Regions from separate parts of the Homo sapiens genome. Here regions 2, 3, 4, 5, 6 and 7 are each linked to region 1. Evidence: chromatin loops called from intact Hi-C (ENCODE). Cell type or tissue: endothelial cell of umbilical vein. All regions are shown on one strand. Each heading gives the region's core, and the rest is flanking DNA. Links, peaks and the distances in the headings are about the cores only.

Region 1 (4,451 bases), core at 212-4,211:
CCAGTGCTCTTTTGAACAGTTTTCCAATTATTTGATTCCAAAGTTAATTATATTTATTTGCATGTTGAATGATTTTTTTATAATGTGTATTTCAAATGAATCTATAAGGGAATTGGAAAGGTACAGTTATTATCTATTAATAAACTCTTGCTGACCACACTTTTTCCTCCTCTTTTTAAAGAGCAGGGGTTGTTTTATTTTAGATATTACAGATGAATGGCTTTAAGTCTGTCATCAAAATACATTGTTTTTATATTCAGTGGGCACTGTATTATATATTTTATTCACTATTTGAATTTACACAAGGAACTGTAAATTCAACGCTAGGATTTAATGTTAAAGGTTGATGAGCTCTGAACTTTTTTAACAAACAAGAACAGAGCAGTTTTGCCCGAATTGCACAGAGCATCTGCTGTGTGTCCAGAGGACTTTTGGTCGTCATTCCCCAAATGGGCAATAACTGCGATTATGAGCGCTTCACAGTTTTTTTTTTTTTTTTTAATTCATCTGTACTCAATCCAACAGTGACCCACAGATATTTCCCTACACTTATTTCTTTGTGGTAAAATCCAATGAACAACTTTTCGTAATATCATTTTCAAAGCCATCTTGTAAAATATAACTAAAGAGGTTTCAGTGTTCTCTGTTACATCAGAATAAAGTTCTTCTGTTTTATTTCGAAGACTCCTTTTTTAAAAAATTCACAGAAAGGTCAAATCCATTCCAAATAGAAATCTCATTGCTTAGAAATATTTCTTAGGATCTCGAATCACTCTTTTTTTGTCTTTTAAATTCTGTCATCTGCCTAGATTTAACTGAAATAATTTTTATTTCTCAGTGTGTTAGCTAAAGGCATCCATTCAAAGGTAAGAACATCATAAAAGGTGAATGGAATTAATTTCAAAGTATATATTTGGCATTTTTAAAGAGCTGCATTTCAGCATCTGGAGAGCTGCAATTTAGGCTATCAAATCTACAACAGAGAAGCTGGGGGAAATGTGAACACCCTTATGAGGAGGGTCAGTCCTCAGCAAGTGCATTTTCGGTTCCAACCTTCAAAGGTAACATTTTCAGCTTGATGGGCTCCTGGTGGAATATATAATTTGCCTCTTTCATTCTTAGCTTCGTTGAAATATAGAAGACTGGATGTCTACCAGGCCAAAGTATAAACTCACCATTTATCTATTAAAGTCATATTTAATGAAAACGAAGAGAAATTATGACCCAATTCACTCTCTTTCTCATTACAATTCCTAAAGAACTTTGCCGGGCACATTATCTCGTAGACATCATGATCAAATGTTATTGTTTGCTTTATTATCTCAGTTGGATGGTTGGCTAGTCTAGAATGAAATAGGTTGAAGGCAATACTCTCAGCCTAGAAGTCTGAATGAGGTTCCCATTCAAATGATCCTGATTGTTTGCGGGTGGGGCGGGGTGATTAGTAAACCAACTGAGCTTACACTGCATAGTAAGCGTCTGGATGCCGCACATTTACATCTAACAAGAGACCCCAGAAAACGTGTGTGTGTTTCTTAAACCTTATGTTCCGAACAAAAGGCTATCTCAGCAACAGACAATCAGCACTGCATTGCTCCCTGGGATGCGAGCAACACACTCAACTGCACATTTCATTCTTCCTCGGCTCCCAGCACCACAAAGCCCCTACTCTCTTCCCACTCCTGGGTCCCCAGATTACTCCATAGAGGGGGGTTGGGAAGGCAGAAGCCTAACGTCTATGCCTGCGCACCAGCCGCCGACACCAGGGCCCCCCGGGCGCTGCTTTCTCCAGCCCGAGCCGCCTGGGGGAGGTAGGGAGGGGAGCCAGGGAGCGCGAGAGGGGACCGCACACCTAGACACTTAGGATTTTATTTATTCACAGGGAGGCGGGGGAGGGGAACTGGGCGAACGCGAATTTTCTCCCCGAAGTTGCCTCTTCTAAGCAGATCAAGTCGTTTTCTGGCTGGTGCTGGGGGCCCCGGGGAGGGTGCCGGTGAGGTCCAGGCTCTCGAGACCAGATCCCGTCCCGTGCGCAGAGGGGGTGGGGAAGGGCGGACGGGCCGCAGCTGTCGAGAGGGCCGGGAACCGGCAGGGAAGAGCCCGCGGGCCGGGGAGCAGCGCGGCTCTGTCCCGGGCCCTCCAACGCAGGCCGGGGAGCGCAGGGGCCGGCTGGTCACGCGTGGGAAAGAAAGCCCCCTTCCCCCTACGGCGCTGCTCCCCTTTCCCCAGGCTGGGCCGCCAGAGAGTGCGTGCAGGGAGAGCTGCGAGTCCCCGCGCGCGTAATCATGACCTCGGGGCCCCCTCCGGGCCGCGTGAGCGCATCGGCGAGGCTGGGCGGCCGCCGCGGCCCCGGCCGTGTAACATGACCCGAGCGGCCGGCCGGCCGGCGCGGCGCGGCCATTGAGCCCTCCCTGCCCATGAATCTCTGGCGCGTCTCTAGCTCGCTCGCCGGCTCGCCTCCCGCCTCCCTTTCTCCCCCTCCAGCTCCGCGGGCTCCGTGCGCCTCTCCCTCTCCCTCCTGGTCCTCCCGCTGCCCGTCTCTCTCCACTGCCCGCCTCTCGCCACTGCCTCCCGTCTTCTCTCCCTCACGGCAGCCTCCGTCTCTTTCTCCCTCTCTCCTTTGAAAACTGATCTTTGGCTCTTAGTGTGAAAGTGATTTGAATTTGGCTCTGCGGCGCTCTGCGCCTGCGCCCAGCCTCTGGCATGCTGGCTCCTTCCAAGCAGCTGTTTTGGGTTTGAAATTCCAACATGGCAGAGGCTGCAGTCCGTCTTCCCTTCAAAAACTTGGAATGATTTCAAATCATAGGCACCTTCACTTAACCCTAGCTTCCATTCATCAGCAAACACATCGGATCGATGCTACGCTAACCTATCGGGTTCTCTCTCCGCGCGTTCAGGTAAGAGGAGCTTCGTAGTTTTCTACCATCTGTTTAAATTTGTTTTTGTTTTATTTTTAAAGAATATAAATACATCCAAGACCTGTAATTAAAAGAGATCTTCAGTTGTGCCGTAAACATTAAATTCAATTTCCACTCGTTTCTATTCTGTACGCCAACCTGCTGTCTAATTTCTCTGTTCAAAGTAGCCCTGAAACATTATAATGCATATTTTTGCTGCTTAATCATTGTAACAATAGTATGGGATTAAGAGTTCGCGATTGCAAGAATCTCGCTTTTCGCTATATTGGGCTTACTTATTACTATCTTTTTACTTCAAAAATAAAAAAATAAGAAAGCGGAGCCATAGGGTGGGGCTAGACTTTCTTCGGGAACTAACTTCTAAGTAAATAAGAAGTGTAAATAAGAATCTTGCACACACACAAAAAGTTGAGGTTAAATTACAATCTCGTGGCTGGGGGAACGAGAAAATGTCAGAAGATCGGTTGCAGAAAAATGTAAGCACATCATCTAGGAGGGGGTACAGCGTGGTGGGCGTATTGTTGGCAAGGAACGGGAGAGAAAGATGTATAATTTAATGGTATATACAATCCACTGATCCTATTACCGTCCTCCCCGGAGCTCTTGTTAGTTTCAATGGGAGTGAGTGAAATTGACATGGACTTGCATTCCTGGTCATGTGCTTTTTTTCCTTTCTTTCTTCTCCTGTGATCTGAGATCCCCTTTTTGTTGATGTTGCTTTCCCCCTTAATTATATGCATGTAGGTTAAATGAATACCTGACGAAAGGGCCCACGTTTCAAGGCAGTGACATTTGATAGCTGAGAGGAAAAGTGGCTTTAATGAAAAGCAACCTTTGGAATTCCTGCTTGTGAGAAATCCAATTCAGCTTTTTGTGCTGCCAGCAAGAAATGATCAGTAGCACCAGTGTTTATGGTATGTCAGTTTTGGAATTTACTTCCTTTGCATCTAAATAGGAAAGACAAATGAAATAGCATGATAAAACCATTGAAGACTGCCTGGCAAGCAGTTGCTCATGATATAGAATTCCTTTTTTTAAAAAATATATGTTTAATGTCACCATGCTTTTTTTTCTTTTGCTATCACTTGTTTGTATATTGCAGTTTTGATTAATATATTACTTGAATCCACTTTTATCGGTTTTAGCTGTCATCCAGAAGTTGCACGTTACTAGTAATGCACTATATATATATAACTGCTGAAGTCAAATAGTATGTAAATTAGTTAAACTCAGTGTGGGTTTTTTTTTTTTTTTTTTTTGAAGGAGGGAGGCTGGGCAAAGGGGAGAGGGCAGGAGTGTTGGGAAAGATTACTAACTAATGAAAGTGTATCTATATATATGTACACACACAGGAACAGGACTGGATGAAAATTTTATTTTTCTCAATCTATTAATGCAGTTTGACTATCTGCTCTTGATGTTTGCACTTTGTGGAGTAATCAGTTCTTCTGAGTGTGGTTTTTTTTTGGGGGGGGCGGGTAAGTGAAGAGGTGTCTTTTACATGAAAATAAAAATTATATTTTGATTGTCCAA
Region 2 (4,451 bases), core at 291-4,290, 69 kb after region 1:
TATTCAGCTTTGCTGTGACTGAAAGTTTGATTATAGACTGTGCCATTTCATCTTATCTTTAATCTACAGATTTTTAAATGGTTTCCTTTCTAATCCACAAATATAAAAATTAGAGGTTTATTCAGACAATATGTATGAAGTCAAATACGTATTTCTTATTTATATGTAAGATGTAAAGGATAGAAATGCATTCTTATTTATTGGTTTCTGGAAGCTGAAGTAAGCCTGGGCAACATAGGAAGACCCTGTCTCAACAAATACAAAATGCAAATATTAGCTGGGCATGGTGGCATGCGCCTGTAGTCCCAGCTACTCAGGAGGATGAGCCAGGAGGATCACTTGAGCCTGAGAGGTTGAAGGCTGCAGTGAGTTGTAATTGGGCCACTGCACACCAGCCTGGGCGACTGAGTGAGACCCTTTCTTAAACAAAACAAAACGCTGAAGTAGTGTTTGTTTAGTTGTTATTAGTTATGTAGATTTTTAAGAAATGCACTCCATATTTTGGGGGGCCAACTTTTTTTCAGTTGAGAAAATATAAATGAGTAAAAGGAGTTATCAAATTAATACTTACAGCAGGATGAATATCTTTCCTTTATATAATAAGAATTTATAGTGTATATATATATATATATATATTCCTTTTTTTCTTAATTATGCTAAGAAATTCTTCCTGAAATCTATACTAAATGTCTTTTTTCTTTTTTTTCTTTTGAGATGGAGTCTCACTCTGTCACCCAGGCTGGAGTGCAGTGGCACGATCTCTGCTCACTGCAAGCTCCGCCTCCCGGGTTCACGCCATTCTCCCACCTCAGCCTCCCGAGTAGCTGGGACTACAGGCGCCCGCCACCACGCCCGGCTAATTTTTTGTATTTTTTAGTAGAGACGGGGTTTCACCGTGTTAGCCAGGATGGTCTCAATCTCCTGACCTCGTGATCTGCCCGCCTCAGCCTCCCAAAGTGCTGGGATTACAGGCGTGAGCCACTGCGCCTGGCCTACTACATCTCTTATAAGTTTTACCTATTTAAAACTTTGCTTTAACTGGACAGAGAGGGGGAAAATGTGTTTTATTACCATGTAATATACTTTCATGATTTCTTATGAAGAGATGGAATTCAATTCAAATCAGGCTTTCATTCCTATCTCAACTCCTAAAGCCTTTATCCAGCTCACCACTCACTGTCCTGCATGTGGCAAATTGAATATTTTATCTTATTTGAGCTTCTACCAGGGTCCAACAAAGTTGACCACTGTCTCCTTCTTCAAATAGTTTCTTCTCTTAGTTTGGGTGATCACAGTCTCCTGGTTTTCTTCTTGGTATCCTTTACTGGTTCTTCTTCAGTTTGAACTTTATGTTATAGGGGCTCCCAGGGCTTGACCCTTCTTTTTTAATCTACATGCTCTCCCTAGGTGCTTTCCTTTAGCCCCATGGTGTCTTTAAATACTATTTGTTTGGGTCCCAATGTGAGACAGTCTTTGTCATTCATGGGTTGGAAGATGACTTTTCTGCTAATGTGAACCACTATAGACACCCAGTCATTCTCCATTCTATTATACCAATTTAAGTATCCAGGTAGCTCATATCCCTATCAGATATTTTTCTTGTTTGTTACTTGTGGAGGGTTTTTTGGGGGGGGGGGTTGGAGGTAGGGGTGTTCTCTTTCCTTGAACTCTGTGAGACATTGAATAAAACAGGTGTTGAGTGAATGAATGTTTGCTTGTTTATTTACTTATTCAAAGACGTACACACATATCTATATTCCAGGCTCTGCGCTAGGGATGCAGAGATGATGAAGATGCAGTTCCTGCCCTCAAGGTTTCAGAGTCTTGTGAGGGAGGAAGGCATACAAATAAACAGTTACAGCACAGTGTGAAGAACGCAGCAGTGGAACCCTGTCCAAAGTACAGAAGCTGCCTAGAACAGGATATGATTAATCCCAAGGGGAATGTAGAGTTGGATGAAGCCCAGTAGAGGAATGAATTATTTGGGTTTTAAAAGACGAATAAGATTTTTCAAGTAAACAATGGGAAAGGATTAGGGACTTCCAGACTGAGATACTAGCATATGCCAAGGCACAGTGGTATGCAGTACTTGAGGAATAACTGCAAACATTTGTTCTTACAGAAACATGGGATGTTAAGTGGGAATGGAGGGAATGGAGCTGGAAATGCAGGCCTTGGACAGAAGGGGTTTAATTTTTCCCACTAGGAAGCTTAGACTTCCTCCTGTGGGTAAACTAATGAATGTTGACAGATTTCAAGCAGGTCAAAGATATGTTTACATTTTTATTTTAGAAAAGTTTTTTTTTTTTTTTTGTGGGGATAGTATGGAAAAGGGATTCAGAAGAAAGGAAACCAGTTAGGCCAGTTAGGAGAGAACAGGTGAAGCAATAGATGAAGACCTAAATGATACAAACATGTTGGGGATAAAGAAAGAATGTAGAATGGCGAAAGAAGTCAGAGATGAAATCAGTTGTATTGGTGAGTCTGTGTGAATGCAGAGTGGTTCAGAGTGGGATGAATGAGAGGGACTGATAACAGGCCTTCTATTTCTGGAAACTATGCCTCTGGGGTGACACTAACCAAAAATAGAGAATACAGAAAGGAAAACAGGCTCAGATGGGAATAGCATTCATTTGATAAATACGGTATACATTGATTATATTTTGTACATTTTTATACATATATATATATACACATACACACACATAAATATATAGCCATTGTGCATGAGTCTCAATTTTTTTTTTTTTAGTGAATTTGGTTTTAGACTTCTCAAGTCAGAAAATTTACAGGAAATCTTCTGGGGTATATCCAAATTTATGTTCAAACCCCAAAGTCAAATTCTGATTTTGCCACTAGCTGTGTGATTATGGTACTTCTTTGAGGCTTTGTGTCCTCATTTCTGTCATCCTGATACCAGAGTTGGATTAGAAAATTACCTTGATATTTTTATCCACAAGACATGGTTCTTGGGTTCCACTGGGTCATTAACCATGTACTCAAAGAATAACAGAATTCTAGGTCTTAAAAGGAGATCATTTAAACTAATTCTCTACCTTCCTTGCCCTCAGTGTCAGTTGAGAAAATAGAGGTCCAGAGAGTTTGGTTTGTTGAAAGTAATGCAGTAAATTAATATTGGAATAAGCATTGGAGCCTAGAACTCCTAGCTTCTAATATATCATCTTGACCTACCCCTCAATGTAATGGTCCGTATTATTCCCAATTCTGACTCTCCTATGGTTCTAAAAACCCATATAACTTTGGACAGTTGGAGGAGACAGCTTCTGCTTTGTTGATTTGCCCTGTCAATGTATAATCCTTTGGGGGAATAAAGGAATGCTTGAGGAAGGCGAAGAAGCAAGGCTAATAATGCCCTCTGTCTCTGGTCCTTTAGGGGATTGTTAGTGAAGCTGTTGGTGACACCCCTAGTGACTTGGGGTTTGCTTGAGAGAAACCCTCTTACTCCTGTCCTTTACTCCTTCCTGCATCCATATTCTTTCTACCAAACTCAGGTTTCAAAACCAGAATCTGATAGAGTAATATGTGATTGTAAAGGAAGAGGGTCAACTTCAGCTCTGACATATATTTGCACATCCTGGGGTTTTAAACAAACAAAATGAGTGTTCATTGCTGATTCATGTTTTGCTTTTGGTTCCTTTTCTGCCATAGTCATGTGACATGCACCATGGTGGCTTTCATCATATAATACATTCTGGGTTCTCCTAAATCCTAAAGCACTTTGTAAAAATAAAACCATAGGTCTCATTTTTCTGATGAAGAGAGCAAGGCATAGAGAGGTTTTACAAAGTGATACAACAAATAAAGGGGGAAAAAGAATCCAGGATCATTTTTTTTCACTCTCCATTAAATGATACTCTCTTATGATTTTCTGTTGTCAAAAGCCCTCTCTACATTCTGTATTGTTAGGTCATCATCTCCTATAGTTTGCACAATACGGTGTATTATAGATTGCTCACAAAGCAGCAGATATGAATTCTTTATAATGGATTTATTCTTTTCAATTTTTTTGTCATCTTTGGGCTTAATAGAAATAGTTCAGCATGTTATATTGTGTGATCTGTCCCTAAATAGATAAAAGATTTCTGTGTTTTGAAGGAAACATTTATATTGGTTAATTTGCTGCATTGCCTGCAGGAATGTTAGTCTGTAGGAGGAAAACAACTGTTTCCTGACAAAATTTTCCCTAACTCTGCTAAAAACTCATGTTTTAACAGTAAAATAGGAATAATCCATAAACAATTAAAGAGTAATATCTTCAAGAATGTTTACTATCCCTCAGAACATCTAAGATTGTGAGACACAAAGGTGTCCTTTCTTACATGAAGAATGGCTCTTCCTTAATTCCCTCTTAAGCCGCAAGGCTATGGATGGAGTGAGCATGCAAATGTGAGCCTAGGCATTTACTCCCTGGATATATAGTCCCTGCCTGC
Region 3 (4,451 bases), core at 348-4,347, 260 kb after region 1:
AGCATGATGGCAATTTTGCTTGAGGTATATTGTATTGTAATGGCACCACATTACAAAACAAATTTCTTTTGGAGGGAGATCACTAAGAAAGAAATTAGACATGGAAAGAGCTACAAAGTAGAAGTTGAAATTTTGGCCTTGAAATTTAAGTTTTCCTATGTACTCTCTTGGTGAAATTACTTAACGATTAGCAACTTGGTCCCCTTTTGTACGATGAACATGGGCTGGTAAACTTAAGACAGTGTTTACGGACATCAATACCATTGATTAAAACGTAAAAGTTCTGTCAAACAGTAGTTTGATCTTCATGACAGCAAACAGCCTGTTTGATGTTTTTATTGAATCAATTGATTTTTTTTTCACTGAATTGATTGGTTGTTTTACTGTCATGTGGACACTTCCTAAATCAACATGTGCCTCTATAGAGGGATTTGTAACAAATTCTGAATTCATGAATGCCTCTAGAATTCCAGGCTAACAGAACCTTATGAAACACAAATTGCATCAGAATAAGTGGCATCAATGCTGAGAAAAAAGTGATTTTTCCTTAAAGTTGAATTTGAATTTTAGAATTCCAGCAACTTAATGTTATAGACTGATAAAAGGTATTTTTCTGTTCTTACCTTGTTCAAGTATGTACTTTAAATGTTGACTGAGTTGTTAGATAATACTCCACCAATAAAGGGAGGTTAATTTGCCATAGATTTTTAAAGATGAAAGAAAAAGATAACAGATGCCCACCCCCACTCTACCCACACTATCTCATCTTTTTGATTCCCAAGCTTATACCTTATACAGGTTTTCCAACCCCTAAAGGAAATTATCACACATAATATTCATTCCTGTCAAGATGTTTTAAATGCTTACAGTGTGAGTCCTGCAACACATTATTTTTTTTCCTAAAAAATTAGGATTTACGAACAGGCTTTTGTTTTAGCAGGGGAGTTTAGGCACAAAGATGAAGTCTGCTGTATTCTGCCTATGGAAGTGATGTACCAGCCATTTTACTGTGCATATGGTAGAAGAAGGCAGTTATGGACAGTTTTTAGCTGTCCTGATTTCAATGCAAACTAGTAAATATCACTGCTGAGAAACTCAAAAGACTGATGTTGCTTATATAATTAGCATATCTGTTTCCCACAGGGGCTACAGTAGGATTCATTTTCTAGGTGGGCTGTGATAGACCTGGAAGGGTCAGTTTATAACAGCTCTGGCCCATCAACTTTCACCACATACTGGGATTGTGCAGAACTCCAAATTCACTTAATGATGAAATTCTGTCTATTTGCTATGTTGCTTCTCTCTGACACTAACCAATGCATGCCACTAGATTTTCTCTTGTGTCACTTACTCATTCATTCACTTATTTATCACTTGAAGATCCACTTTGAGACATTTCATTCACAGCAGATACTTCTGTCTCCTACTTGATTGATCAAAGCTATCTGACCCAAGTTTTATTTCCTGTCACACTCTAACTTCCAAATATCTCTACACTTGTATTATTCTTACCAACTCAAATAAGTCTATATATTTTTAGCTATCTTTTCTTTCCCTCCTACATAACTGTGCTTTGGAATAATGCCCTGTTTCTTTCGAATGTACACTGATTTCTAGTGGCTCCATCATCACTGCCCACAAATATTTTCATGTCTTCCATTACAAAAGAAAAAAATGTCTCTAGCTGTGGTACTCTTAGAGTTACTACTCCTTTACTGCCAAGTTTCCCCAAAGAGCGATTTACAATTCTAGCCACCATCCCCTTACCACTCCTCACTGACAGTCCGGCTTTCAGTTTCCATCCTCATCATTTTACAGGAACTTGTTTCCCCAAGGTCACTAGTGTCTTCCTAATTGCCAAATCCAGAAGTGTGTTATCAGTCCTAATTCCTGAAATTACTCTTGCATTAAACACTTACTTGACTCCTTTGACTCTTTTGTGTGTGTGTGTGTGTGTGTGTGTGTGTGTGTGTGTGTTTGGTCCTTCAGAGTACTCATGCATTCTCATGGCTTTAATACTGAGTGGCAGGAATGGATGGGAAGAGCTTTGATATCAGACAGATATTCATTCTAATTCTACCTGGTCCTTCCATTTATGAGCTATGTGATCTTGGATACATTTTTTAAATTTCTCATAACCTCATTTTTCTCATTGCAAAGTAGAAGTAATAATGCCTAGTGCATAGGATAGACAGGATTAAGTGAGACTGCAAAATGCATAGTGGGTGCTCAATAGATGGTAGTTTCCTTGGCTTTCCTCAATAGTTTCCTGAATTTTCTGCTAAGCTTGATCATCTTTTCTTTCGGTTGGTTATTTGTACTGGATGCTTCTACTGCTACCTCAGTTGTAAATATTAAAGACCAGAGTCAACATGGCCTTCACAAAGGCCAGTGACAGCTGTCTGGGTTCAGTTGGGAAGCTCTGAATTGCTGCATCACAAAGAGTTATTATGGACGCTGCTTTCTGAGGGATCTCAATAGTTGTGGCTGCTGTTATCTGTCCCAACTCCATTCTAGTTCTACTCAGCTTTCCTCCTTTTTCTTGCTTGGTGAATTGAAGTCATCCTGGCTTCTACCTTTGACCTTCTTCTGGGCCCAGTGGAGACTCTGAGTTCTAATTTCTCTCCTCAGTTCAAACTGGCTTCCCTCCTTCCCATGGGGATTGATAACCAAGTTCGTGGTTTTTCAGGCCTCCAGTGTTGTCTGCCTGGATAGCTCTCTGTTGCCCTCACCTGACACAAATCCACAATTATCAAAGCCACTTCATTGAAATCTGCTTCCAAGATTCCCCCTTTTAGGGTGTGACAAGTATTGTCATCACTTTCAAGTTCTCAAGCTGGAATGCTTGAAGTAGAATTTCACCTCTATATCTCACCTTTTACTCCAGGAGAGCCCTCAAGTCCATTTAATCCACAGTTACTTGAGCTTTACAATGCTTCATAAATGGATCTTTTATTATTTATATTAATAGGAAAACAATGTCGCTAATAATAGTAATAATAATAATGATAACAATAATAGCTAACATTTATTGAGAGTCTACTATATGCCAAGCATTGTGGCAAGACTTTGAAGCCTCATGTATTATAAAAAAGAAAATTGAGATTTAGGGAGGTTAAATACCTTGCTTAAGATCATAGTAAGTATTGGGGCTCAGGATTTCAGCTCAGATTTGTCAGCTCCCAAAGCCGTTTTTATTCACTGGTCTATGTTGTTTGAAATGACCATGCCCCCAGGATGAAAGCATTGATGTGTTTTTCATAAATATTTCTCAAATTGCATATCCACAGATGTTGTGAAATTACACCAACTAGTGATTTCATAGAATTAGAAATAAATTGTAAATAAACTGTTACTCTAGTAAACATTTGCCAAGTGCTGCCCAGAAATAAGGATAGCCCCAGTGCTGAAGAAAGAGAGCAGAGGGGAATAGTGTGAGATTATGGAGAAAGGGAAATAAGTGAAAATGTGATCCCTGATGTCCACTTATTTAATTAGTGGAAACATTCTCTGGCTGGGAAGAAATAAAAAGGGGTGTCCTTGGAAAAAGTAAAAGTTGAAACAGGTAATGGTGTGAGGCCATAGAAAGTCAATAGAGAGGACCAGTGGTAAGGTTTGAAAAGACAGATTACCTCTTGAAATACTTTCCATTAGCATTAAACCCTTGAACATGTACATTGCAATGTCAAACCAGTTTGTATGGAAATTCTAGCACTCTTTGTGCATTGTCTCAGATAGAGCACTGAACTTCAAATACGAATACTGAGTTCTCTTCACAGTTCTATCATTAAACAGCTGTTTGACCTTGGACAAATCTCCCAAACTTACTGGCTCTCAATTTTGTCATCTTTAAAATCCCCATGAGTTGGACTGGATGAACTCTAAAGATCTCTCCTGCTTTAGCATTCAGGTATTCTGTATGCTCAAAATGAGGTGATGACTTATGGCTTAGGTTGGTGCCCCAGTACCTATACTACAAATTTACTAACATTACAGATGGATGTCATGGGTTGCTCTGGTCACTCAGATTGTGGAGGAAATTTTAAATCTTGATAAGAGAGTCCCCAAATGGTGGATAAGCACATGACATCAGAGGTCATGTACCTTTTGTAAAGTACCAGAATGTGTTATCGTTTTGCCTTGCCACTGAAGTCCCTTTCTAATTCTTGAGTCAAGCCTCCTGCTCCCCCTTGGTGCATCTATTTCATTGCAGCTGCTGCATATAACCTCAGTTAGCATGTGCACAGGAGGGTCTGTGCAACTGTACATGTGAAATCACAGTTACAACTGAACAAGAGAATAATTTGGTCAGTAGTTTAGTATCTCAAAATCTAAAGAATGACCACCTTCAGCTAGACCAGTAGACCCAAATTGCCCTTTTTATTGCTTCACTAAGATACACCACTTTGCCCAGTTCATTTATTGACTTTTTCATCTCAAGCACAAATTCT
Region 4 (4,451 bases), core at 304-4,303, 390 kb after region 1:
TGTTTTCATCACATTGTTGTGACTATAGTACCTTTCATTGCCTGTCTTAAAAATGTTTACCTACTTACTATACCTTTCACCTTTGGCCTCACTTTTTTGACACAAAAAACTTATGCATATGCAGAGACTAAAAATTTCCATAAGCTCCTTCGTTTCAAATAAAACATTTGCACAAATATAAGGATTTGGGGGGGGGGTTAGTTAAATTTCATACCCCATCTATATAACATTTCGAAAGAAATTAAGTTTGATTTTGAAAACAAAAGCATTTCCTTATTTTATCTAATTTTTAATATTTCTAATGATTCTTTGTCATTTTTTCTATTTGTTACAAGAAAGAGAAAGAAAACATAAAAGGAAATAATGAAAGAGGGAAGAAAGGATTAAAGAAAGGAAGCAAGGGAGGAAAAAAATATAGCGGAAGAAAGTCAGACCAGCGATTATATTAAGCAGTGGCAAATGGTATTCACCTTTTATAGGCTCTATGTTTTATAATGAAGATACTTCATTGAAACAATGATGCATACTTCAAGGGTTCCCTGGAGAGCAGTGAATCCTGTTTGGAGAGATTCATGAATATGTGCATTAGCACAATCCAACTGGAACTTGCCCTTAAAAAATGAACCACAAGAGAAACTGATCAGTTTTTGCTTATGTATATAATCAGAAGGTTATTATATTATCTCCCTCTCCACGGGAAAAGCAGATGCATATTTTTCTACCACCTCAGATGAGAAATGCCAAAGGAAACAACAATTTTTCCCCTTCTGTGATGTTCATTATGTGAAATGCACATGGAGACTTTTTAATACTGGGTCAAAAGAGCAGAAAATAAATGTAGATTCAATTTTTCAAAATTTTTTTTTGCATAAGATGAATCATAAAATAAACCTTTAAAATACACATTTCTGCCTTAACTTGCTGAAGGTCATTAATAAACTTGCACTGAGTTAAAAGATTGCTAGAGATTGCACCTATGAGACAAATATTTCAAAATCAAAGCTCACAAAAAGTTACATGTAACTTTGTGCCCTAAAGATGAATGAGGGACACATGGCAGATCTTGAAGTAGTAGTTTATTTAAAGTACAAAGAATTCCATGAAAAATATTTCTAACCAGCAGTTGGTGCCCAGTTATCATGAAAAATGGCAGATCACCACTAAGCTATTTACAATGATAAAGAGTATCTAGGTATATTTGCAGAATTTATCTGTAAGTTTTTAGCTCCATTAATTTTAAACAAAAGTGAAAGTATAAAAAAGAAGAAACTCAAAGAAATTTGATCATTGTAAAGAAACAACAGAGAGAAACTGTTGTTACCTAAAGACTGAATGGATATTGTTAAATGGTCACCTTCTATGCTTTGCCAAATAAAAATATTATTAGCAAATGTTAATTGCTGAAGGAAACTTGTTTTTTCTCTAGATATGGAGAAAATGGTACGAGCTCAGAAAACACCTTCTCTTATGCTTTATATATTGTTATTTTTATTATATGTTCTTTGCTCTGAATTTGACTATGTCAGTATTATCAGCACGTTCAAACATAGAGGGGAGAAATAATTGTCTTAAAAAATCACAATCATATTAGTGTTAAAAATGACTTAATTCCTGGCTGTCAATTTCTTTTTTAATGTGACAGTTAGTCATTTCTTAGGCATCTGGTAATGAATTGCCAGAAACGGTTTCAATTCATCATTTCTAGTCACCATATTCATGGAGAAAACTGTGTTTAAATTTGTCCATGATGTTCTCAAACTTCTGGATTCAAAAACTTCCTGGACATTTTAAGTTTTTCAAATGTGATTTGAGGGCCTGCACTATTTTCAGTATGTAGGGAAGGGCCAAGGGAACACTGTTAATTCGAGAGGGCACAATATTGTAGTCAGGCATTTAAATTATTTGTAACTTTTCACCAGAAGTCGTATTCATGTTTTGGAAAATTAGTACTTAGCTAAGCTCCAAGGAAGAAAGCATTTTATTTAGTAATAGTTCAAATAATGCAGTAAAAATGTCTCTCTGTGCATTTGAACTGGCCCTTGTGGCCTGATTCAGTGTTTTGCCCATTTTCTCGGCTTTTTGAGCTTCGCACTCACAAGAAATTGTACAAAACACTTAGCACTATTTTTTTCATAGCTGGTAATGGGGCTTTCACCGCACAAAGGCAAGGAAAAATTATTTGGAAAGGTGAACAGGCTTTTAGAAAAACTAGAAAACACTCCTCATACATTTTAGGCTCAGCTTTCTGCCCCTTTCTTGCATGTTTTAAATCTAGCCACTGGGATCCCTGAAATAATATGCTCCTTAATGTTAAATACTGAATATGATCATTCATAACTGGTCCACAAAAACAAATTTCAGAAAGAAGAATGGTGTTAAAGGAAGATGACTATTTACTGATAGTTTTCTTTTTGTGCCTATGTAAATAAAATATATTTATCGCTTTGTTTATTTATCAAACTATCTCAGAATTCACATATGCATCACCAAAAATGTGGCTTTCGGCTCTTTTTGTAAATAGGTCCTATCATAAAGATTTTTAGAAGTTTTATCTTGTACAAAAAGGCAGTTTTCATCAGCAACGCGGCCATCTGTTTAGTGAAAATAGAGCTAGTTAGTGAACTGCAGACTGTGTGTGTGCGTGTGTGTAGAGGAGGTGGCAGTGAGGGAGTAGAAGGTCAAAGGGTAAATTCCAATTGCTGTGACATATTTTTATGAGCTGAATCATACCCAGCTTTTAGCCTTGAAAGGGGAAGAGGATCTTAGAAAAGGGAAGTCACATGCAAGGGCAGGTCAGGAAAATCCTCAAGAAGTGCTCTTCCAAATTAGCTGTTGATTGTTCTCCAACCCGCCATATCCATCCGTTTGAATTTTATTTTATTGTCCCAGGACTTGAAAAGATCTGTTTTCTATTACGCGAAACCCAGTTCAAATTTGTGTGGCAAAATATACAGTTATCTTGGAGCATTTATTTCCCTTTTATACCTTTGATACTGTTCTCCTCGTTGGAGGGGATGAGGGGGTGAAGCCTCCTTGCAAGTGGGAAAGGAGGAGGAGACTACGCGGGAGTTCTACCCAGCACGAGGCTGACAAAGCATTGCTACCGCAGGAAGGAAAATGCTAACGGGAGCGGGAGAAAAGACAGGAGGGGCCCCAGGAACCAAGCCTCGTTAGAGACCCTAACGACTCCACCTTAGCCTCCCCTCCCTGCACCCACGCTCTCTGGCAAATGTAGAGGCTATTTCTGCTTTTTACAAGAGGTGCTGCCGGGGTGGGGAAAAAAGAAGAAGAAGAAAAAGCTGATGCTAAAATCAAGGAAGAAACAGCAGAAGGGTCAGGGGCAGCAGTCAAGGCAGAAGCAGCTGCCGTGGCCGGCCCAGCCACAGTCATCTCAGTCCCAGCGGCGCGGCAGCCAACAGCGGCCGCCGCGGCGACAGCCCGAGTGGCAACAGCTGTGGGGAGGCTCGACTTCTTCCCTACGCCTGTCCGCGCCAGGAGTCAGAGTAGGGAGTCCCTATCGCTCCCATCTTCTGAGCAAGCAAATTCTTCTCATTCCTTCACTCGCGCCTTCTCAGCGTCAGCTGACCCGCTGCTCCCTCCCTTGCTTCGGGGATTGGCGCAACTGTCCGCCCCCACCGCACCGAGAGGCACGCGAATGACACCCGGGGTTGTTCTAGTAGTAGTAGGTGGGCCTGCGGCTTCAGGAGTGCGTTTCCTGAGCCAGCCAGACCTGGGCCTCTTCGGCCTCTATCACCCTGTTGGCTGAACAAAATGCCCGAAGGCGTTTTGGTGGTGCGATTGCCAGTGACTAAACAGGACCTTAATTTTCAAAGTTGATGGGGACAAACCCAGGCATAACTGGAGAGGGTGACCATTTCCAAGGCGTTGAAAGAAGACGAACAAATTAGGCAATTTCAGTATTATCAGAGACAGCATTATGACCCTTTTTGTTGTAAAAGGAACATAAATGTAGCTACAGATTGAATGAAGTTATAGGCCATAAAAGGGCAGGAGAGAAAAGGGAAAAGATAATAGGCACTGTCCATTTGAGCCTGTTACACTTACTGTTTCAAATCTATTCAGCTAGTGTTAGTGACAAATACATAATTTACCGGCAATAATAAATGAGGGAAGGAGTAAGGATAAATATTATGGAACGCAGCTGTGTGTTTAGAATAGTGACAATTGCTGTTTATTTGCTTTTCACTTATGAAAATTACACAGGGCAAGGTCATATGTGAGACATACATCTTTATATTATTTTTTCTCATATTTTTGAAAGTTAGGGTGAGTGGAAGCATTCAACTTTATTTTCCTTATTTAGATAAGCAAATATCAACAAACCTTTCTTAAAAGTGTAGATTTCTTTCTATTAAATACTTAGGCAAAACTGATTGTACTTTTTTTTGGCATTTAGAGCCATCTTGTTTACCTTCAGTAAGGTTATCTTA
Region 5 (4,451 bases), core at 140-4,139, 140 kb before region 1:
AAAAGTAAAAAGAAACAGATGAAATTACTTTTAATAACTAATACATTTCATTTCATCCAGAATGTCCAAATTAGTATAACTTCAACATGTAATTAATATAAAAATTATGTAGATTTGTTACATTTTGTTGTATTAAGTATTCAAGTTTCAATGTGCATTATACACTTATAGCACACCTCCATTTGGACTAGCCACATTTCAAGTGCTCAAGAGTACCACTTGGCCAGTAGTTAACATATTGGCTACCACAAGGCTAGCTAGAGTTCCACCTTGAGGCTTTTAGCCATGCACAATGAAACAACAATATGGAAGAAAATCAGGTTACTTAAAAGTGGTGCCACATAAGTACATACTATTTACCCAGACTTCTACATGACAGAAAAATAAATTTTCATCTTCTTTAGGACAAAGTTACCTGAGTTTTCTTTCATTTGCAGTTGAATCTCATTCCCTTCTGCTTCACCAGAAATGTATTTCCTTTCTCTGCTATACATGTTACTGCTACCATTAATTTGATCTTGCAGAGTAAAGTAAAAGCAACCTAACCCAGGGAAGGTAATATAGCATAGTAGTTAAGAGCACAGACTCCAGTGTCAGGCTACCATCAGTTTGATTTCAGCTATATACTTACTAGCTGGTGACTTTGGGAAAGATACTTAATCTCTGTGCCTCAGTTTCCTCATATGTCAAATGTAGACAATAATAGCACTATCTCATAGGATTCTTATGGTGTTAGGAAAAGTTAACATATACAAAATACTGAGAACAGTGCCTGGTTCTCTAAGCTAGTTAGATAAATCTTCATCTACATACCCTCCTTATGACACTTAACTATTCAAGGTTTTTTTAATCTTAAAAAACAGTAATAATAGCAAATCTCTCAACTGTTTGTCAGCTAATCCTTTATGGCCAAATTAAGAGTCATCTATATCTACATCTGTATTTACTCACCTACCACGGATGGTTCAGTTCACAGTCTGGCTTTAATTTTTACCCCTCCACTATAACTAGTCTCCCTGAAATATCCACTGACTTTTGTTGCTAAATCCAATGGATTTCTATTACTTCATCTCTATTGCATTAGAGAATTAACCATTCCTAACTTTGAAATACTCTCTTTTATTGGCTCACTGAGTTTTGGCTAACTTTTCTCAGTCACTTCTGTGGGCTCCTACTTTTTCAGCATCCTCTACTGCCATTTTCATCTTGAATTTTCTTTTGTTCTCTTTCTCTGTGTGCTCCCTAGATTGTCTCATCATTTCCAAGGTGTTTACAATATCTCAAGCTCATATAACATTCCCGTGCTTTACATCTATATTGATATTTCCACTTAGATGTTCCACAGGAAGAGTATTAGTTTAACTTCCAAACCTATTACTCTTACTGACATTCCTATCTCAGTCAATGGCCTGAACACCTGCTAATTGCCCAAACCGAGAGTATGGGCATTATCCTAGACTCCCCTTTCTCCCTCAGCCCTAGAAAGCTATCAACTACCACGTCCTCCCAATTCTGTTCCTGGAATAAATCTTTATACTCATCTTTCGATATTCCCACTGCCATCACCCATTAAAGCCAACATTAACTAACATTTGAATTAATAGCCTCCTGTATTATCTCCAGTGGCCAATCTTGATTTTCTTTGATCTACTCTTTGCACTAGATTTCACAATCATGATTGTTGACTCTCTTGCTTAAAAACATCTTCCCTTGTTATATCAGAAAGAAGTCCAAATTTCTTAAAATATTTTGCAAAACCTGTGTCATCTGGTATCTGCTTGCTTTTCTAATTCCGTCATTCATTCCCAGTCTCCTCATACACGATGCTTTAGATTCACTGAAGTTATATACCAGCTCTTGGAACGTACCATGTCTCTCATCCTGTAGCCTCTAGTGGGCGCTGTTGTTTGCCACCCCAGGATGTATTCTTTTCTACTGAGTAGCAGCTTGATTTCTGGATGCTGTTGACCCCAGCTCCAGAAGAATACTGTGAATGCCCAAACCATTTATTGTGACTCCATCTCCAATGTCCAAGTATTGGTTCAGGAATATGCACATAAACTAAGTTGGTCAATCAAAATGAATCCTGTGCTTTTTGATTGACAGTTGGGAAAAAATTATTTTCTATTTTTGGGTGTGTAAATGCAATGTCTAAAACTGACCGTTGTTTTGCTACCACAAGAAAATCCACCTTCAGAACAAACTCAAAGCAGAGACAAAAAAAAAGAAGGAAATTAAATTAGAACTCTAATAAATTTACATCTGAAACCCTCTAGACTTTTTAGTAACATGAACTAATAAACTCATGATTATTCACTTGTCTGAGTTGGGTTACCTGCCACGTCTCCCATTTCTTCACCTAGTTAACTCCTATTCATTCTACTCTGGCCTTTATGTGGACACCACCAGCATAAATCTTTCTTGAAGCAGTGTTGGTGTCCCTTCTCTATACTTTCACAGCACCTTGAAACATCTTTATCATCATGCTCATCTCAATGACTTATAACTGCCTGTTTGTTCCTGTCTCTCATGAGATTAAAAACTCTGTCAGTCTCAACACCATGCCTTTAATGCTCATTGTTGTTTTTCTAGCATTTAACACACCTCCCAGGACATAGAAAATGCTTCATAAATATGTCAAATTAAATATAGTTAATAATTGTGGAGTACTTTCCATGTCAGAAACTGTGCTAATAATTTCACATATTTTGTCTTAATTCCTGGCTACAGCAATTCTATGACACATGTACATTTATTGTTAACTATTTTAAAGGTTTAGATATTGAGGATTAGAGAGTTTAAACAATTTATCCATGTTCGCCTACCAATATTAGAGCTGGAATATGAAGCTTGGTAGTCTGTCTCTATAGTCTTAGCCACTACATTCTATTGTCTTTATAAGAAAAAAGTAATATATAAGAATCATATTTAGAACTCTTCAGTATTTTTCCAGTACTTTACTGTTGAGAAGCATTTTTTAATTCTCTTTCCAAATCTCTCTTTGCAGGATCAGAACGATGGAGCAAAATGATAAAAGTTTCACTTTAATAAGGAATGAAGAAAAAAAACAAAAACTGTGATCAGATTCTGTACTCTCAGTGAAACATTCCACTTAGTATGTCATGAGGTTAAGTTTGGACTTAGTGCTCCCAATCCTCTATTTTAATGTAGTTTCTTCATATTTCTTCACCCAAAGATAATTTATAACTAACTCCAATTAAGTTGGCGTTTTGAGAAGGGAATTTTTTACGACTGTGAAATTTCAGAACATTGAACTGGTGCTTCCAGCCACAAAGCTGGGAATACAGGATGGACAGCATTACGGCTGCATAACATTCCTGACATAACTCAATGTTTATTTGTAGAAACTAATGCCCCAGAATATTCTCTTGGGACCTGAAATCTCCCCTTTGCTCTTTTCCCCTGGTAGTTGATTCTTACTGTCCACTATCCAACCATAATGATGTAAAGTGAAATCTATTTTGCTTGTGGGGGAAAAAAAGAATGGTTCACAACTTCACTCGGTTTTTTTAGTTAACATATTAACACTTGTTTCAGAGTAATGTATTTGAGTACTCACAGCACGTTTTGAAGAAACAATACATGAAGCAAGTTCTCTGTTTAATAGATGTAGTCTCTAACTCAAATAATCTGGATTTTTTTTTTTTTTTTTGAGATGGAGTCTTGCTCTGTCACCAGGCTGGAGTGCAGTGGCACGATCTCTGCTCACTGCAACCTCCGCCACCCAGGTTCAAGCGATTCCCGTCTCAGCCTCCTGAGTAGCTGGGACTACAGGCGCGTGCCACCACGATCGGCTAATTTTTTTTGTATTTTAGTAGAGACGTGGTTTCACCATGTTGGACAGGATGGTCTCGATCTCCTGACCTCGTAATCCACCTGCCTCGGCCTCCCAAAGTGCTGGGCTTATAGGCGTAAGCCACCGCTCCCGGCCAATACGCTGGAATTTTTAGGTCACCATTTGAATGATTATTTTCGGTTTAGCAAACATTTTTAGCTGATTTAGTTTCTAAAATGCTTAAAATTAACTTTTGGCTTACTACATAAGTAATACTTGTTCTCTGTAGAAAAATTAGAAAAGCATGCATATAAAAAGAATATATAAATAATCCATGATCCCAACACTCAGAAATAATCACTTCAATTATATTGTAGATGTTCTCCCAGACTGATTTTGTGCATAAACACACCCACACACAGTTATTAAACAAATATGGGATTTTAGTCTATATCCCGTTTGATAAACTGCTTACTTTATTCAGCAATATTTGGTATACGACCAGTTTGGAATATAATGACGAAATTTACTAGACCAACCATGGTAAACAGAACTAAGACCTAGTTGACTTTATCTTTGCTTTAGTAGAGGATCCACAACAGTATGATACATCATATTTGCTTCATTCTGATTTAGAGGGAGTATTGACTCTTTT
Region 6 (4,451 bases), core at 153-4,152, 550 kb after region 1:
AATTTTTTTAAATGAGTCAAATACAGGTTAACTCTTTATACCTGAACTAAAACCTGCTGGTTATGTTATTAATAGATTATAGATCACTTTATAAAGCAAGATAGTGACTGATTACATTGTGGAGATCATAGATTATTAAGATACATTACTGAAAAAACAAACAGGCAAAAATAACATCTACTACAACAACAAAATCTGAAACTCTCCTAGTGTTATGAAAATGGGTACTTGTAACTTGGGACAAAAGTTCCAGTGACAGTATCATATATTGATTCAAAAACTGTCGTATAATATATCAAAAAGTCAAGGTAAATCTTCCTGGGAAATCTTTCTACATGACAAAGATATGACTCAATTGATAAAAAAGAAACCGGTCTCAATGATGCCTGCTAAGTATTTAAATAAAATTATTTCATGGAATATGAGAGTGGAAAATGTTCCTATCTTAAAATATAATTTTCTGTAATTCAATAATTAAATTTTTGAAAGAAACACTGTACATGGACATCTGACTTTTGAATCTATAATATTAAAAGGTTACATCCAAAACTTTTCAGGTGTATATGTGCTAATTATGCAGTTTTTTATATAAATTTGAGTGTGTATTATCTTAAATATTCTGCATTTACTAGTTGAACTATTATCTGTAGTTGCTGTCCTCATCGTTTGAACAGCAGAAATGAAATCAGGAGGCTCATTCCACTAGATCTGTATCTAATTCTGCATTTTGTTGAGTACTGTTAAATGACAATATTGACTCTTATGCTCTGCCTTTAAACATATTTACCTTTAAAACTTGCATAATATATGTGTACTTTTATTTGTGTCAGTTTATAAGTATTTCATTATTTTAACAAATTTTTGCATATATATCATATACGTTTACGTTTGTGTGTGTGTGGCATGTGTGTCAGTATTAATAGTCTTATGCTATTGGAAAATTGGGCTTATGCATTTATTCCCTGAACTTGTGTCAAGTGCTAAATATATGTATTACACCACATGCTTGATATGATTGGAAAACACAAAATATTCCTGAGAGAAGAAGAAGAGGCTGCATTAATTGGAGATCATGCCTTGTAAGTAATAGTCTATCATTAAATATTTTCTGATTATTTCATCATGTAAGTGTAGTTTTTATACATGTGCCACAAAATGTAGGCTCATATGCTGGTGGAATATGGGTTTAGTCTTATTCAAAAAGCTGGGCCTTGTGGAGAAATTTAAAGAAGCTGATTGACACCAGTGAACAATGGCCTGGGTTGGGGGAATGACATAGTAAGTGTTAGGAAAAGGGCCTTATAACTGACAGGAATTCTCATAATATTTTTAAAGAACAGATAATGGGACTTGCCTGGGTAGACAAATGAGAAATAGTAGCTGCGTGTTGTATGTGTGCACATGAGTGCATGCACACCAGTGCCTTGAAATTAAGATAGGGTTGGAGTTAAGTATTGTAAGAATTTACATTTAAACTAATGCTTAAAAAGATGTCCACTGAAGATACCTGATTGAAAGAAAATACTTGATCAAAATAATGGCAACATGAAAATGGGCTATAAGTAAAAAGATTCTTATAATAGTGTGTATGAGAAACTAAAGCAGCAAGAAATCAGATCCTAGGCAAATCATGATAGGGAGATAGCTGTCAGTAGAGGAGAGGAGCCTTTTCATGATATGATGAAAGAAAACAGCAAGTTGTCCCTCTTGGAGAAAAGTGGTAACCATATATGTATTCAGTTGTCAATACAGTACAGTACCTAGGGGTTTTATTATAACTAATTATATAAAAATACCCATTGTGAGCTCAAAATTTGCATTTTTCTTTAAATTGAGAAAATAATTCCATTCCCCATCTCATTACTAGATTTGTAAAAAAAACAAAAACAAAAAACCTAAAGGCAAAATTAGGAAGGCTGAATTATATAAATCATCAGTCTTGGAGAAATAAGAGAGAAAATGCTTAAATACAAACTTCCTCCTAAGAGACTGGTCCACAGTGCCACCTTGTGTTGATGACCCAGTTCTTCTGTTTTGTGTTTTGCATTGATTTCAAAACCTAATATTTCTTCCTCATGCCAAATGACATGCAGAAGAAATATGGGTTATTTTGTCCTAATTTAAAATTAGTCAACTGAAGTACTGAAATATGAAGGAAAAAAGTATTTAAAATAATTCTTGTTTCCTAACTGTTTTGTTCACTTTGTTGCAAATTAATGCACTGTTTCCCTACTAGAATGTGGTTAATGTATTCATACCATGAAAAGAGGTATTGGGGAAGAGATGGATTCTGTACTGAATCTAAGGGTAAAGCCAAACAAAATATGATGTTTTGAAGTAATTGTAATCAAAGATAGTAATGACTATGGTGTGCACATTCTAATATAACACTGAAGTTAATTTGTATTGAGAAGTTTATATATTTTTATACCTATTTTTAAATGGGTAGAAATGATGGATGTTTTAATGAAAAAAATTGTGAATTCAATTTTTTGAGAATCATTGAAATAGAAACTGATCATATCTAAATTTCAAGTCCTTTTATTATCTCTAAGCCTTTATTATTTAAACTAACAGGTGATTACAGTTTCCACCAGTCAAATTGGATCACCTTCCATTAGTCCCTAGAAAGCTGGTAGATAAAATGCTTAGGAAAGAATATTTAGATAATAAAATACAAGCCCTATTTCTAAAGCTACTATCCAGACTTTACTTAAGCCCTACATGTCTTGGGATGCTTTGGATTGAATATTTTTTCTCTCTAGAAAATCATGGTATCCGTTTTTCCCTATCCTGTCTTATTTCGATGGCTGATTCATTTATGGGAAAATAAGCTAAAATTGGCTTTTTGTATTTTTCCTTTTCCTCCTGTTAAATAACCTTTATGTCCTTAAGTACAGCCTGACATTTAATTAGAAAATTAACATAGCATATGTAACCTATCTCGAGTGTAGTTTACCAATACACTAGGCCTGTCACTAAAATGAAAGCAAATCGCTCAGATTTTAACTTATTCAAATTAGTATAACTTTTTAATTCAAAACTTAGCTATACTAACAGACATCTGGAGTCTCTATTGTAATGAAACAAAAGATTTAGTGTATTTGGTTAATATGCCATATGTATATATAATTTTATATATTTATAATTATATGTAAATTTTAACAAAAGTTTTCCAAGTGTATGTATAATTTATATATATAACATATGTATAACTCTACTAAAAACTGTATTTCACATAGTTGTGTTATGTGCTGATAATGATATTGAGTTCTGTATACTCACTACTATGCATAATGAGATTCAAGTATTCAAAAGTAATTAACTACAAGCAAATTATCTACCTAATAAGGATAATTTTAGTTTCTATATAAATTTTACTATAGGCAGCCTTCTTCCCTTCTAGCACTCAGTCAAAATTTTTTTTATTTCCAGAATTTAAGTATATTAATTAAAATTTCATCCTCCTATGACCAATTCAACAGTATGCTTAATTATTGTCAGAGAATCTCGGTTTTTATAAAAGCACATTTCTTAAATCACAAACAAGAAATTTGTCACTAACAATTATTCAGGATGTCATGTCTTTCCTTTTCATCATAAATATTGTCATTCTTTTGCAGAATGCATATTTTTGGCTATTTGAGGTGCATTATTTTTAGGGGAAAAGCTGTTCAACAGATTAGAGAATCTGAGCTAGCCAGTGGAGAAGTTAACTACATAAGTCCACTACACCTAATTATAAAAGATGAAGGTTTTAAAATTTGCATAATTGCAACTGTTGGTAGGGGTCGCTAACATATTTGCATTATCTACTTATGTTCCATACCAACTCTTTTAAGCACCACTTTTTAAAAAGTCAGCTATGTCAGATGCTTGTAGGTGTCAGAACATCATAACCTACAACGCAGGCAATGCCTTTTTCTACATACACCCCTGGGTTCCAATGGCTTTCTAAAATCAATTTCTATGTTTTGATACTATTCCATCTTCCATCTTTTAAAAATAAAGTCTTTCTATCCATATCTGCATGTAGCAAGAGAAGTGCATAATGACTAAATCAAGTCCCAAGTATTCATTTATGCCTTTTACAAGTAATCATTCCATTAGCTGTAGTTCATAATAATTAACATTTACAAAGATTGCATTCACACAGTGAAAGTGCAGAGGTAGTCAAGAATAGGGGTTGGTATTCATCATAAGGGCCTTTATACTTTGGAGGCTAAAAGAATACCTAGATCTTAGGAAAATGGATATCAAATATCCTTTTGTAGCTACCTACTGTTTAAATGTCTAAATAATATCTGAAATAATTGAATTTAAAAATGGAAAGGTAGATTAATAAATCAGTTGTTGAAAATTTGCTAAGAAAAATAGTGATGACAATAGCTATCCTTAATTTGGTGGCTTCTATGTTCAACATCCAAGCATCTTCCACATATTATTTCTAA
Region 7 (4,451 bases), core at 325-4,324, 180 kb after region 1:
TCTATTTTCACTCTCCTATTAATTAATTACCTAATTAATCTGTTTGCTTATTGCTATTAGGGGAAGGCAATGCTTAAAGATTCTGGTGAATCCTATTTTCATGGAGGATCTTGTCAAGTTAAGGTTTTAGAAGAGGATTCTTGAAGAAAAGTCAGAATGAATAAAGAGGTCCTTCTCCCTTCTCTGTTTTTTGGGAAGAAAGGAGCTAAATATAAAATGATTATAAAAATGAGTCTTCAGTTTGTGAGCAATTTAAAATGACAAATAGAGCAGAATGGTAAACTGAAAAGGTCTCTGGACTTGGAATCAGAAGAAATTGGTATCAGCCTTGACCATGTCACTTACTAGTGTGTGACCTTGGATAATTCGTTTCACATCTCTCAGCTTCTTGATTTCTTTGTCTTTATAGTGTGATAATAGCTCTTATTTTATACCTCACAAGATTGTTATTGAAACCAAATAAAATCCTATGTATAGAAAAATACCCACACAGATAGTAAAAATATATAGACAATGATAATGTTGTGGTTTTTACAATGTCTCTGCAGAAGTCAAGGAAGCTCAGGAGGAGTCTCAGGGGGCCAGCCAGGAAGATCTGTGCTTCCCCCTCTCCAAAGCAGCTCTACTTTTATCTTTTTCATCTGCTGTTGACACATAATATTGTATTTCATTGATTTTAAAGGTTCTGCTGCTAAGGGTAGAGTTTGAAACATATGTAGTAGAGATATGTACTCCTTAATCATGATAATATCAACTGCAGTGTGTTTAACAATATGCAGGCAGCTTTGAAAACATCAGACATAGGTAAGGATGTTATTGTGAGGTGAAGCAGGTGACCATATTTTAAACTTTTTGGCCTCACTTTACTAGTGTAAAATCTTAAAGTTTATACTCAACAATTATTGATGACCCCAAAAAGCTTATCTAGAAAATTCCAGAAAACACAAGAATGCACAAGCACACATTCCATTAGCCACAAGAGTGATGATATCATTGTATGTCATGTAGCCTCTGGAAAGTCAACTGAACACTCATGAGATAATTGAAGTGAAAAAAACAACAATATCTTAATATTAACTATGAAAATAAGCCTGACCTAGGCCAGGCGCTGGGGCTCACACCTGTAATTCCAACACTTTGGGAGGTCGAGGCAGGCAGATCACCTGAGGTCGGGAGTTCAAGACCAGCCTGACCAATATGGAGAAACCCCATCTCTACTAAAAAAAATACAAAAATTAGCTGGGTGTGGTGGTGCATGTCTGTAATCCCAGCTACTCGTGAGGCTGAGGCAGGAGAACCGCTTGAACCCGGGAGGCAGAGGTTGTGGTGAGCTGAGATGGTGCCATTGCACTCTAGCCTGGGCAACAAGAGCGAAACTCCATCTCAAAAAAGAAAAAAAAAAAAAGAAAACAAGCCTGACCTCAATAGTTTTAGAGACTTCCCCCCAGGGAAACTGAGACCACACTTTGAGAATCACTGACCTATTATTTTGATGGAAATACTAAGGTACTGAATTATATATTACGTCAGGTATGTATAGTTTCCCCTCTCTTCTTCAGGCTCGAAGGAAATTGGAATGATAAATGAGATTTACTTCAAGGAGATTTCATACAATGTTTTCAGTCCTATCTTCATTCTTTAAACCTGTGTTTCAAGAACCTTAAAAAAGTTGTTTTGGATTTCTTTCATTGAAGCATAACAGCCTTCCTTCCCAGGAAACAAAAAATAATCACAAATTTCAGTTAAAATGAAATTTGGACCTCTTGTTTATCTGTTGACAAAATGTTTTGATATGTTTACTTTTTCTTTTTAATTTGCATTTAATTTGTGTATTCTGGAAAATGAATCTTCTATTAGACAATAAAGTGACTTTTTGGGACAATAGAGGCATAGGGCATCATCTGTGAATACACACACCTTCGTCCTTTACCAAAGTGGCTCCATTCTGAGTAATCCTATGAGCAAAGCCTTGTAGTACAGTACTTGATTTCTTGAAACAACTCATTATAGTGCTTACTTAATATTTCAATAACACATTTTAATTGGTCACAATTGGTTCCTTTTGTTTTTCAAAAAAATGTTTGAGTTATCTGCCCATTTATAAGAAAAGACAAAAGCTTGTCAGTTCCCAAATGGACTTTCTCTTTGAGGACATCTGTAGCCTGAATAGTTTTAGTCCCTCCCAACAGGTCTCCTCTCAGCTGCTCTGTGTTTTTACATCTCTCAAGAGGGGTTAATTCTTTACAGCTGTATCCTGCCTTCCAAGAATCTCACATGTGCAAATTATTAATCTTTTTCTATTGCTACAGTAACTCCCTAGGCCATAAACACCCCCTACCTAAAACTGGCTCATTTCCAAAGAAAACTTTGGTATTCTTTCCCTGAAAAGATAATTTGACCTCATTCAGTTTACATTGTTATTTAGAACAATTGGTAAAATATAGAAATAGAAGCTTACTTTCAAACAATTATTTAGAAATATAAATTTAATCTGTAAGTTTAAATCTCTATCCACTGTTGTATAATTTAAGTCTGAATTTTACATTTTATTTATTTAAAAAATCAGGTTGCTTAAATTTTTCAAGAGTATACTTTTCAATATTTTTAAGTGGATACTATGCTAATTATATCACATAGTATTTGTTTTAAATGTTTTAAATAGAAGAAAACAGTATGTAGACTTTCCTTTAGTGTATGGAAGTTTTATTTTCTCAAATGTGGTTTTCATGCATTTATGTCTGCAATATATATCATGCATGTTTGGAGACATAAACATAATGTCCATTTGTAAGGAAGAAAACAATCTTAGGATATTATGGTAAGGCCATTTAGATCAATATACATATATATACCAATCATAGCCCAGCCTCTCAATTTAATATTAAATATACTAAATTATAAATTTTCGTATCCTTCAGGGTTCACTGTAAGATGGCCACTGCTTGACTATTTCTCTGTTTCCATAATCTACATTTTTATTTCTTCTTCATTCTTTAGCTACTGGTTGGATACTCTTATGACACCCCCAAACTTCAAAATAAATAATTTATATTGAAAGTTACGTATGTCATAATAAAGCATTAAGAGATTCCAGAAATTGCATTTCTCAGTGATCCATGCCTCTAGTGGTGTTCCAAGGCATAAGGCAGAGGGGCCAGTGATTTTTACCACCTGACAAGTGCAATAATCCCCCAGTACTGCAAGGCCTGAAGCATCTTATTGCTGTTATGAAATGGAATTTATAAATAAAAATAAGGAAAACAGCCAGAGCTATGCACTTCCTGAGCTTTACTGACATTGATATGACAGCCAATCAGAAATTTCCATTCCTGCCAAGATTGCCAAGCCAATAATTTTAGCAATAAAGCCTGTCCTAAGAAATATTAAAATGTTTTGCCTCTAATATGTATTTAAACACAAAAGAAGTTTAAAGGTAAGTTCGTTATAATTCAGACATACAATCATTTTAATATATACAGAAAACCTCCCTGTAGACCAATTAAAAAGAGCTTCCAAACAATACGGATTCTTAATTCACATAATATTATAACTCAAGCAAGTTACATTTCAACATTTTTAGATAAGCTGTATAATAGAGAGAAAAAAAGGATTAGAATAATAGTGACATTTGAATTGCATTTTGTATTATTTCAACTGCATTTTAACAGGCTTTATGAGTGAAAGAGGGAATAAGAATGCAGAAGAGGCAAACTTGTGTAGATTATTTTTCATTACATGCATTATTCCAGTTGAAAAATGTCAGTTGCTTGTCATGTTAACTAAGAATGCATTCACTATTGTACATATCTAGAGCCGGAGTTAAACTGAGAATTTTGCAAAGGACAGATACAAAGAAGTGATTTTTCCTTCTCTCTGTATATAAAAATAGAACTTTCAGAAATGTCATGGCTGACACATTTAGCTGCTGGACATTGAAAATCCTCTTTCTGACTCACAACCTGTGACTGGAACTCTGTCAGAGTAATCAAGAGATGTTATACCATAGAGCACAAACAGTAGGGGAGCCTTTGCTATTTGGCCTTGTTTTTAAAGCAAAAGAGATTTAAATTTGGATCACAACACTAAATATTTCTCATACTCCCCATTTTGAAAATACAGAAAAGAATTAATTGTGTAAGGCATTTGTGCAGCTGATTATCTGATTTAACCAGTACTTTATGAGATTGTAGACTACTGAAACAGTGTAATAGGCTAAGAGACATACATGCCTGAATAAATACTGACTGTATGAAGGATTATTTTTCTGAGATCATGTTGCAATTAGTGATGACGGTGACAACAAAGGTCATGGAATACAGTGAACCTTTAAATAACACAACCACACGTCAGAAATTAAAATTTTAATTTTAGGTAACATTTGTCTCCTTTTGCTCTTATATGTAAGTAATTAAAATCCCTCTTTTTCAAGAAAGACCAAGGGGATTATGGTG

The links. A loop is a pair of places that touch in the nucleus more often than their neighbours do. Peaks named below come from ENCODE experiments on the same cell type or tissue, not always from the same donor. Only the 100,000 strongest peaks of a DNase experiment are listed, where the experiment ranks them.
Region 2: it touches region 1 in a loop (2.1-fold over the local background); 18 of 110 quality-filtered maps call a loop at or near these places.
Region 3: a loop joins it to region 1, with 2.9 times the contacts of the local background. A loop is called at or near these places in 26 of 110 quality-filtered maps.
Region 4: it touches region 1 in a loop (8-fold over the local background); 39 of 110 quality-filtered maps call a loop at or near these places.
Region 5: a loop joins it to region 1, with 2.9 times the contacts of the local background. A loop is called at or near these places in 7 of 110 quality-filtered maps.
Region 6: it touches region 1 in a loop (5-fold over the local background); 6 of 110 quality-filtered maps call a loop at or near these places.
Region 7: a loop joins it to region 1, with 2.5 times the contacts of the local background. A loop is called at or near these places in 2 of 110 quality-filtered maps.

Annotation. Positions count from the first base shown.
Region 1 is chr2:163,734,284-163,738,734 of GRCh38, reverse strand. It overlaps FIGN (fidgetin, microtubule severing factor), which reads left to right and starts at 2,727. Exons shown (of 3, transcript NM_018086.4): 1 at 2,727-2,897; 2 at 3,663-3,832. The coding sequence starts at 3,808. RefSeq lists enhancers at 1,088-1,603, 1,604-2,120. In endothelial cell of umbilical vein, for the core only: a CTCF peak has its summit at 1,809 (motif pointing right); DNase peaks (open chromatin) are centred at 1,884, 2,684, 3,174 and 3,634; H3K4me3 peaks cover 2,416 bases; H3K27ac peaks cover 2,046 bases.
Region 2 is chr2:163,665,201-163,669,651 of GRCh38, reverse strand. The region is part of intron 2 of FIGN (fidgetin, microtubule severing factor); the gene reads left to right. It overlaps LOC107985957 (a long non-coding RNA gene), which reads left to right. Exons shown (of 2, transcript XR_001739759.2): 2 at 1-1,704. Among named protein-coding and RNA genes, the nearest start is that of FIGN, 69 kb to the left of the region's middle. RefSeq lists an enhancer at 1,679-1,973 and a silencer at 1,679-1,973. In endothelial cell of umbilical vein, for the core only: no CTCF peak of the experiment used is centred there; a DNase peak (open chromatin) is centred at 1,941; H3K27ac peaks cover 1,021 bases.
Region 3 is chr2:163,470,411-163,474,861 of GRCh38, reverse strand. No RefSeq gene overlaps it. Among named protein-coding and RNA genes, the nearest start is that of FIGN, 260 kb to the left of the region's middle. In endothelial cell of umbilical vein, for the core only: no CTCF peak of the experiment used is centred there; no DNase peak of the experiment used is centred there; H3K27me3 peaks cover 159 bases.
Region 4 is chr2:163,347,445-163,351,895 of GRCh38, reverse strand. No RefSeq gene overlaps it. Among named protein-coding and RNA genes, the nearest start is that of FIGN, 390 kb to the left of the region's middle. RefSeq lists enhancers at 2,656-2,825, 3,318-3,917. In endothelial cell of umbilical vein, for the core only: no CTCF peak of the experiment used is centred there; DNase peaks (open chromatin) are centred at 2,715 and 3,685; H3K4me3 peaks cover 225 bases; H3K27ac peaks cover 2,929 bases.
Region 5 is chr2:163,876,363-163,880,813 of GRCh38, reverse strand. No RefSeq gene overlaps it. Among named protein-coding and RNA genes, the nearest start is that of FIGN, 140 kb to the right of the region's middle. In endothelial cell of umbilical vein, for the core only: a CTCF peak has its summit at 1,899; no DNase peak of the experiment used is centred there.
Region 6 is chr2:163,189,140-163,193,590 of GRCh38, reverse strand. No RefSeq gene overlaps it. Among named protein-coding and RNA genes, the nearest start is that of KCNH7, 350 kb to the right of the region's middle. In endothelial cell of umbilical vein, for the core only: a CTCF peak has its summit at 2,026 (motif pointing left); a DNase peak (open chromatin) is centred at 2,000.
Region 7 is chr2:163,551,603-163,556,053 of GRCh38, reverse strand. No RefSeq gene overlaps it. Among named protein-coding and RNA genes, the nearest start is that of FIGN, 180 kb to the left of the region's middle. In endothelial cell of umbilical vein, for the core only: no CTCF peak of the experiment used is centred there; a DNase peak (open chromatin) is centred at 2,283.